Linked DNA regions of Homo sapiens: region 1 is linked to region 2. A link is a loop called in an ENCODE intact Hi-C map of the cell type or tissue named here. Cell type or tissue: right lobe of liver. All regions are shown on one strand. Links, peaks and the distances in the headings refer to the core of each region. The heading gives the core; the rest is flanking DNA. Region 1 overlaps SEPTIN2 (septin 2). Region 2 overlaps HDLBP (high density lipoprotein binding protein).

Region 1 (4,395 bases), core at 326-4,325, 91 kb before region 2:
ACACACATTATAGGTTTTCAAGGTTTGCTGTCTTTGAACATTATTTCTGGGTGTTCTGTGATTCCTAAAATTTCAACTTCTACACCTTCCCAAAATATGACAGGAGTTATTACATAAAGACTTTTTACCAATCAATAAAAAAAGCAACAGCTAAAGAGAAAATCAAGTAAATGATACGAATATGCAAGCCAAACAGAAACAATAACCAAAGAAAGATAAGACAATATGATAAATTTTCTTAAGACAGAGTCTCACTCTGTCTCCTAGGCTGGAGTGCAGTGGCGCAATCTCGGCTCACTGCTACCTCCGCCTCCCGGGTTCAAGCGATTCTCCTGCCTCAGCCTCCTGAGTAGCTGGGATTACAGGCACACACCACCACGCCCAGCTGATTTTTGTATTTTCAGTAGAGACGGGGTTTCACCACATTGGTCAGGCTGGTCTCAAACTCCTGACCTCGTGATCCACCCGCCTCCGCCTCCCAAAGTGCTGGGATTACAAGCGTGAGCCACCGCGCCCGGCCAATATGAGAAGTTTTCTAACCTAAAAGGAGGGAAAGAGACTGATGACAGTGAGAAATGCAAAGTAAAGGGGAATGGGAATGAATCAGCTTTTCTGGAGGGCAATGAAGGCCTCACAATAAAAATAATATATATACATACATATACATATATATATATTTTTTTTTTTTTAAAGGGATGGGATCTTGCTCTTTCACCTAGGCTAGACTGCAGTGGCACAATCATAGCTCACTGCATCCTTGAACTCCTGGGCTCAGGGGATCCTTCTGCCTCAGCCTCCCGAGTAGCTGGGACTACAGGTGCATGCCGACATGCATGGCTAATTATTTTTTAATTTTTTTCTAGAGAACGAGGGGGGTCTCACTCTGTTGCCCTAGCTGGTCTTAAACTCCTGGCATGAAGTGATTCTCCCACCTTGGCCTCCTAAAGTGCTGGGACTATAAGTGTAACCCACAGTGCCTGGCCAAAAATAGTAAATGTTAATTCATCTTTATCCTTATCATTATGATTTGTATGTGTTCAGAAATGCCTCCAGGAAAGTATTATAAAACATTTAAATTTTCTTCAGGTGACTTTGTGGTTATTTTTAACATTTAAATATTTGATCAATATTGAATTAATTTGACCAAAGAAGTATTTTCTTTTTGTTTCCAAAAGGCTAGCCCATTATGATCCTATTGTTTACTGAATAATGTGTTTGCCTTCCAAAACTCCAGCAGATCTGAATGCCACCTTTACAACAGAGCATATTTCCATATTTATGATCTACTTACAAATATCAGTGACATTACTAAATTGTCTCCAAAGTCTTTCAGCTAAATATATGAAGCATCATGTATGCTATGTAAATATCCATGTTTATTATTATATATAGATGTGTATATATAGTAATAAAGTAGTTATATGTATCCTCCTCAACAAATTAAAAAAAAAACTATAAACTTTAAGTTAATTACCAATGATATCTACGGATGTAAACAAAACACCTTCAGTCACAAGAATAGTACTTTTTGGCTGGGCACGGTGGCTCACACCTGTAATCCCAGCACTTTGGGAGGCCAAGGTGGGCAGATCACCTGAGGTTAGGAGTTCGAGACCAGCCTGGCCAACATGATGAAACCCCGTCTCTACTAAAAATACAAAAACAACTAGCCAGGCATGGTGGCGGGCACCTGTAGTCCCAGCTACTCGGGAGGCTGAGGCAGGAGAATCACTTGAACCCGGGAGGCAGAGGTTGCAGTGAGCCGAGATCACGCCACTGCACTCCAGCCTGGGCAATGGTGCAAAACTCTGTCTCAAAACAAACAAAACAACCAACCAACCAACCAACCAATAGTACTTTCCTACTTACCTCAGCTTCTTTTTCCAGCAAGATCTGGTCTTTATTCATGTCCTCATTCTCCACTTTCCTAAGAATCGAAAGAAATCAGAATCATAACACTGCAACAAATAGTTATTTGCTACCCCCCCAAAAAATTCTACTTTAAAATTTAAAATGACATGTATTTATCATTTCTCTTTTTATATTGAGATGGTGTCTCACTCTGTCGCACGGGCTGGAGTGTAGTGGCATGATCTTGGCTCACTGCAACCTCCACCTCCTAGGTTCAAGCAATTCTCCCACCTTAGCCTCCTGGGTAACTGGCATTACAGGCACGTGCTACCACGCCCAGCTAATTTTTTTTGTGTTTAGTAGAGATGGGGTTTTGCCACGTTGGCCAGGCTGGTGTTGAACCTCAAGTGATCCGCCCACCTTGGCCTCCCAAAGTGCTGGGAATACAGGCATGAGCCACCACGCCCAGCCTATCATTTTTCTAATTAAAGATATAATGAATAAAAAGGGAACAGAATGATTTTAAAAAGTTCGAACAACATGAAATGGAACATTCAAGAGACTTTTCTTACTCTAAGCTTGAGCGACAACACTTGCTGTTACCCACTCAAAAATAGGTATTATCTGAAGAATTTGCTTTGAGATGTTATTCTTTATTAATGCGAATGTAGTCACCACATTTAAGGAGCAGGATCTGCGTGAGTGAACGAGGGGCAAAGGGTAAGCTCCCCAAGCACACCTGAGAACTGTGCTCTGCAAAGCACACTAATCTCCATCTCAGGGCCAGCGCCTACTCAGCTTCCAGAGGGTGGAATTTTCTTGCTGCCTCTAAAATCTTTCTTAATGTCTCATTTCCAAACTCATAATTAGACTTCAATGTGTACAACATATGTATCTAGAAATCCATCAAATTATTAGAATGTGAGAATTTTAATGAATTACAACACAGGAAACTTTTGTTGTTGAGACAGGGTCTCACTCTGTTGCCCAGTCTGGAGCGTGGTGGTGCGACCATAGCTCACTGCAGCCTGGACCTACTGGGCTCAAGGAATCCTCCCCCTAGTAGCTGGGACCACAGGCATGCACCACCACATCTGGCTAATTTAAAAAAAATTTTTATAGAGGCGAGGTCTCCCTATGTTGCCAGGGCCGGTCTCAAACTACTGGGTTCAAGTGATCCACTTGCCTTGGCCTCCCAGAAAACTTATATAAAAACATATTAGAATGGTTAAAAAGAAAAGGTGAGTGAGGATGGCTGCAGGACTTTGCGAGGATCGAAGCTGCTGCTTCAACGGCCACTGGCTGCTTGGATGCCACTCATCCTGGCCTCACCCTTAACTCAGGTGCTGCAGTTTCCTAATGGCAACAAGTTTGTCCTCACGTACAGAGTGATGCTTTTGAAGGAGAACTCGACACAAGCCTCTGGCCTTTCCATCTAAAGTTTTTGTTTGTTTTTTGAGACAGGGTCTTGTTTTATTGCCCAGGATAAAGTGCAGTGGTGCAATTATGGCTCACTGCACCTCCCAGGCTCAACTGCTCCTCCCAACTCAGCCTCCCGAGTAGCTGGGATTATAGGTGTGTGCCACCATGCCCGGCTAAATTAATTTTTTTTTTTTTAAATTTTTGTAGAGATGGGACTTCACCATGTAATCTCATGGTCTCAAAACTCCTGCGCTCAGGCAATCTACCTTGCCTTGGTCTCCCAAGGTGCTGGGATTACAGGCATGAGCCACCGTGCCTGGCCTAAAGTTTTTACGTGCATATCATTAAATGTACTTTTTCTTAAAAAGGCTAAAAGAGCATAATTTGATTAAATTAACAACTCTTTTATAATAACTTTTGAGTAGGAAACCAAACCATGTTGCTTAATGGTCAAGAAGGCTGAGCTGAACACATAGAGGAGGAGGAACATTGTGGCTCAGGGTGACACAATACAGAGAAAGGGGCACAGTGTGATGACCTGCCGCCTCTCTTGAGTCTCTCAGAACGGAAGTTTTCATAATGAAGGTCCTGGGTCACCTCCTGGAGATCCTGCATGTGGGTGCTGAAAGAGAAGAGGAATGCACCAAGGTGGCATCATGCACATGACATTCTCATGAGAAAAAAAACCACCCATCAAGTACATAGAAGAAATAGCAGTAATTAAAATTACTTGGTAAATTGTACATAAAGCTGCTGGGATTTCAGGATAATGAGTATGGCCGTGGAAATGTCTAGTGAGGTGTAGCTCTCCCTTTCTTCCCCAATAAATGATATACAAACACAGGTCTCGACTGAGTCTCTCAGGGGGATTTCTGCTAGAGGCACTGCCACCCCTGTGTGAGGCCATCACTACCACAGGATGGCAGACAGATTTTAAGAGATTTTCAGGTCAACAATGTCTGAAATAGAAGACACTCTTCTAAAAGGACTTACGGAAAATGTAATGAAAATATTCATGCCTCCTATAACTCAAAATTTATATATTACTCTCATATGAGAAAAAAGAGTTGGTTAGCTTAAGCTATGTACAAGACCATAAAGTGAAGGACTAATATTCTGGAT
Region 2 (4,369 bases), core at 370-4,369:
GGAGAAAGGATTGTTTGAGCCTGGGATGTGGAGGCTTCTGTGAGCAGTGTTTGCACCACCACAGCCCAGCCTGGGTGACAGAGTCCCAGAAAAGGAAAATCATGAGTTCAAAATCACTTGAAGTAATTCCTTTTTTCTGAGTTTTTCTGTCATCTTGATATAGTTAGGTACATTTGTTTCCATTTACTGTCAATTTTTAAAGTATTTCAACATTTACATGCTTGCAAAGTCAACGTTATATAATAAAGTACTTTCAGAGAAATCTCCCCTGCCTGTTACCTTCACCCTGCTCCCTCCTCACCTTTGCAGGCGGCCATTCCTGGTCCTGGTTTATCCTTTGTTGTTTGTTGTTTGAGAGCAGAAGCAAAATACAGCTTGCCATACACCCTGTTCTATGCCTTGCTTTTTTTCTTTTATTATTTTTTGGAGGTGTCTGCATATCAGTAAGTAGTGATTTTTCTCATTTCTTTGTTCAGCAGTGTAATATTCTGTGGGCGTACTGTAATTTACCCAGGCTTTCCTACTGATGGGCATTTGGGTAGTTTCCAGACTTTAGCTGTTACAAATTATGTTACAGTAGCAATCGTGTGCATATGCTATTTCCTGTTTTACCCAGTGTATCTTGGGATAGATTCCTAGAAGTGAGATGGCTGGGTCAGAGGGTGGCTGCATGTGGAATCGGGCCATCGGATGCTAAATTTCCTTCCTTAGGAATTAGTGTTTTGCCGTCTCATCAGCAGTATGCAAGAGCCAGGCTCTTCACATTCTTGGGTTTTAGCCGATGTGAGAGGCAACCAAATATACTTTAAATTTGCATTTTTCTGATGAGCAAGATTGAGCACCTTTTCAATATATAAGGGCCACTTGCATTTTTTATTATCTTGAGTCATTGTTAGGAAAGTTTTTTCACTATCAGGTCATAAGAAAGTTTATCTTTTCTTCTGCTGCTTGTAAATGTGTTCTTACATTTCAGTTTCTGATCTATTTGGAATTTATTGCAAATAGGGTTGAGGCACTGATTGAGTTTCACTTTTTTCCATACGGCTTTCGAGTTGTCAGCACTATTTTTTTGTTTGTTGTAACACAGGGTCTCAGCCTGCCACATAAGCTGAAGTGCCATGGCATGATCACGGCTCACCGGAGCCTCAACCTCCTAGGCTCAGGCAGTTCTCCTGCCTCAGCCACCCCAGTAGCTGGGACCACAGGCACACGTCACCATGGCCAGCTAATTTTTTTTTTTTTTTTTTTTTTTTTTTTGAGACGGAGTCTTGCTCTGTCGCCCAGGCTGGAGTGCAGTGGCGCGATCTCGGCTCACTGCAAGCTCCGCCTCCCGGGTTCACGCCATTCGCCTGCCTCAGCCTCCCGAGTAGCTGGGATTACAGGCGCCTGCCACCATGCTAATTTTTGTATTTTTGGTGACCTCGTGATCCACCCACCTCGGCCTCCCAAAGTGCTGGGATTACAGGCGTGAGCCACTGCGCCTGGCCTTGGCCAGCTTATTTTTAAAATTTTTGTAGAAGTCAGGTCTCACCATGTTGCCCAGGCTGATCTTGGACTCCTGGGCTCAAACAATCCTCTCATCTCGGCTTCCCGGAGTGCTGGGATTACAGGCGTGCCATCACTGTCTTGAAAAGACGTTTTGCTCTAGTGAACTTGAGTGGCTGCTTTTATCATGTCCTAAATGTTTATATTAACTTAGCTCTGTTTCTGGGTTTTCAGTTCAGACCAGCAGGTCTTTCCGTATACTGGTATTTCCTGTGTTAATGATAATGGTTTCATGTTTAATGTCTAGGACCACTGTTAACACCTCCACCCTGCACTATTCTTTTTCAGGGTTTTCTTGTTCATTTTTGTTGGTTCTGTGTTACAACCTTTATAATCAACTGTTTGAAATTGTATTAATATTTTAAAGTTAATTGGGATGATCGCCATCTACTTAAACCTTCTGTTAGCTATTTTAAGGAGTGTTTTCTAATTTCGAATGCACATACTCCACCTTGTGTTGGGCTTGTGTCTTGCTATTTTCTTGTCCTTTTTTCTTTTTTCCTTTTTTCTATTAGAAACACATCTTTTGGCCAGGCGCAGTGGCTCACACCTGCAATCCCAGCACTTTGGGAGGCTGAGGTGGGCGGATCACAAGGTCAGGAATTCGAGACCATCGGGGCCAACATGGTGAAACCCTGCCTCTACTAAAAATATAAAAATTAGCTGGGCATGGTGGCGCACGCCTGTAGTCCCAGCTAATCGAGAGGCTGAGGCAGGAGAATCCCTTGAACCCAGGAGGCAGAGGTTACAGTGAGCCAAGATGGCACCACTGCACTCCAGCCTGACGTCAGAGCGAGACTCCGTCTCAAAAAAAAAGAAACGCATCTCTTTCATTACATCTTCTAAGTAGTTGTTGTTTGTGGAAGTTAATGTTGTTAACTTCTTGATTTCAGTCTTTTCTCTTTGCTATAAATAGAATTTCACCCAGTAGTTTTTTCAGGGTTTCTGGATATGCAGTCATGCTTCTTCCTGTCCAGCTTTTGTGGATGTTAACTCTTGTCTCCCTTTGTGGGTGTATATTCCAGTGGATGTTAAGTAGTGGTGCAGATACACTCGAACTTACCCTAACCTGGGAGTCAGGGCAACCTTCCCCAAGCATGTGATGTTTAAGCTCATGCTGTTTTAATGGATGAGTTGGTGCTGCTGGGCAGGAATAAGCAAAGATGGTGTTTCTGCCAGAATGTCTTGGAAAAATATGCTCCTTCAGAACCTACAAATATTCTTGTTTTCTTTTATTCTCTTCTTGCTATAGGCCTCAGCAACTGTTGCCATTCCCAAAGAACACCATCGCTTTGTTATTGGCAAAAATGGAGAGAAACTGCAAGACTTGGAGCTAAAAACTGCAACCAAAATCCAGATCCCACGCCCAGATGACCCCAGCAATCAGATCAAGATCACTGGCACCAAAGAGGGCATCGAGAAAGCTCGCCATGAAGTCTTACTCATCTCTGCCGAGCAGGTGAGGCCTGTGTGAGTGCCTCGTGCCCCTGCCTACCTGCTTGTGCAGACCTCACTCCCTCATGGGTTGCCGTGTCCAGTGTGGACTTCAAGGCATAATGTGGTGGGGGTGGAGGGCTTGACTCCAACTCTAAAAAGCCCTGTCTGTCCCCAGTTTGTTTTCAAAGGCCTGTTCTCATCAGATCATCCCTTCCTTTCCAGGACAAACGTGCTGTGGAGAGGCTAGAAGTAGAAAAGGCATTCCACCCCTTCATCGCTGGGCCGTATAATAGACTGGTTGGCGAGATCATGCAGGAGACAGGCACGCGCATCAACATCCCCCCACCCAGCGTGAACCGGACAGAGATTGTCTTCACTGGAGAGAAGGAACAGTTGGCTCAGGCTGTGGCTCGCATCAAGAAGATTTATGAGGAGAAGGTACACGATTTAGAGGAGGCAAATCCCCATGGGCAGGAATAGAAATGAGGATTTGGGTCTGGAGATTCAGTTAAGGCCTGGTTCTGCCCCTTATCTTTTTGTCCTTGATGAAGATGCTTATTGTCTCTACACTTGAGTGACCCGGGTGAGATCGGTGCCCGCCCCCCCTTGCTGTTGAGCATCTGCCTGGCAGTTGTCCTTGCCGTCCTGGGCCTCTGACTGTGCTGACAGGCTGCCAGCTGGGCTGCCCCGGGTCAGATGCACATCCCGGACTTGTTCACGTCTTAGATTAAGCTGTTAGCTCAGCTTAGTGAACTTTGAGGTCTGAAACGTGTTCCTTAATTGAGGGAAAGGATTGGGTGTTTTGCAGTGTTCAAGGACGAAGTTATCAGCCGGCGGGTGACTAGACTGAGGGGAAAAATCCAGTCCTTGAACAGTGAAGTTTCTGGGGATTGGCTAGTCCTGATCACTTGTTGTTCACTTCTTGGGATCAGCATCTATAGTCTGGGCCGCTTTGGCTTGCTTTCTGCAGCAGTGGCCATGCCCACCTGCCCGCTTCCCACACCTTTCCCTTTGACTGCCCCTTATGGTGCTCTTATTTAGAAAAAGAAGACTACAACCATTGCAGTGGAAGTGAAGAAATCCCAACACAAGTATGTCATTGGGCCCAAGGGCAATTCATTGCAGGAGATCCTTGAGAGAACTGGAGTTTCCGTTGAGATCCCACCCTCAGACAGCATCTCTGAGACTGTAATACTTCGAGGCGAACCTGAAAAGTTAGGTCAGGCGTTGACTGAAGTCTATGCCAAGGTAACTGCCTCCGAGCATGAAGTGTGTCTCCTTTGAGTGGAGTCCGCGGGGCCTTCATGGATGAGCTCTCGATTTGTAAATCCTGGGGCCTGGACACAGTGCAGGTGCCCAGGTTTGGGGAGAGCGTGCCTCTGAGCCC

What was found. A loop is a pair of places that touch in the nucleus more often than their neighbours do. Peaks named below come from ENCODE experiments on the same cell type or tissue, not always from the same donor. Only the 100,000 strongest peaks of a DNase experiment are listed, where the experiment ranks them.
Region 1: a loop joins it to region 2, with 4 times the contacts of the local background. A loop is called at or near these places in 8 of 110 quality-filtered maps.

The regions. Positions count from the first base shown.
Region 1 is chr2:241,345,666-241,350,060 of GRCh38, reverse strand. It overlaps SEPTIN2 (septin 2), which reads right to left. Exons shown (of 13, transcript NM_004404.5): 10 at 3,812-3,895; 11 at 1,870-1,927. Among named protein-coding and RNA genes, the nearest start is that of FARP2, 8.4 kb to the left of the region's middle. In right lobe of liver, for the core only: no CTCF peak of the experiment used is centred there; no DNase peak of the experiment used is centred there.
Region 2 is chr2:241,255,235-241,259,603 of GRCh38, reverse strand. HDLBP (high density lipoprotein binding protein) reads left to right here. Exons shown (of 28, transcript NM_005336.6): 6 at 2,798-3,004; 7 at 3,205-3,420; 8 at 4,024-4,230. Among named protein-coding and RNA genes, the nearest start is that of HDLBP-AS1, 15 kb to the left of the region's middle. In right lobe of liver, for the core only: a CTCF peak has its summit at 1,991; a DNase peak (open chromatin) is centred at 3,613; H3K27ac peaks cover 1,758 bases.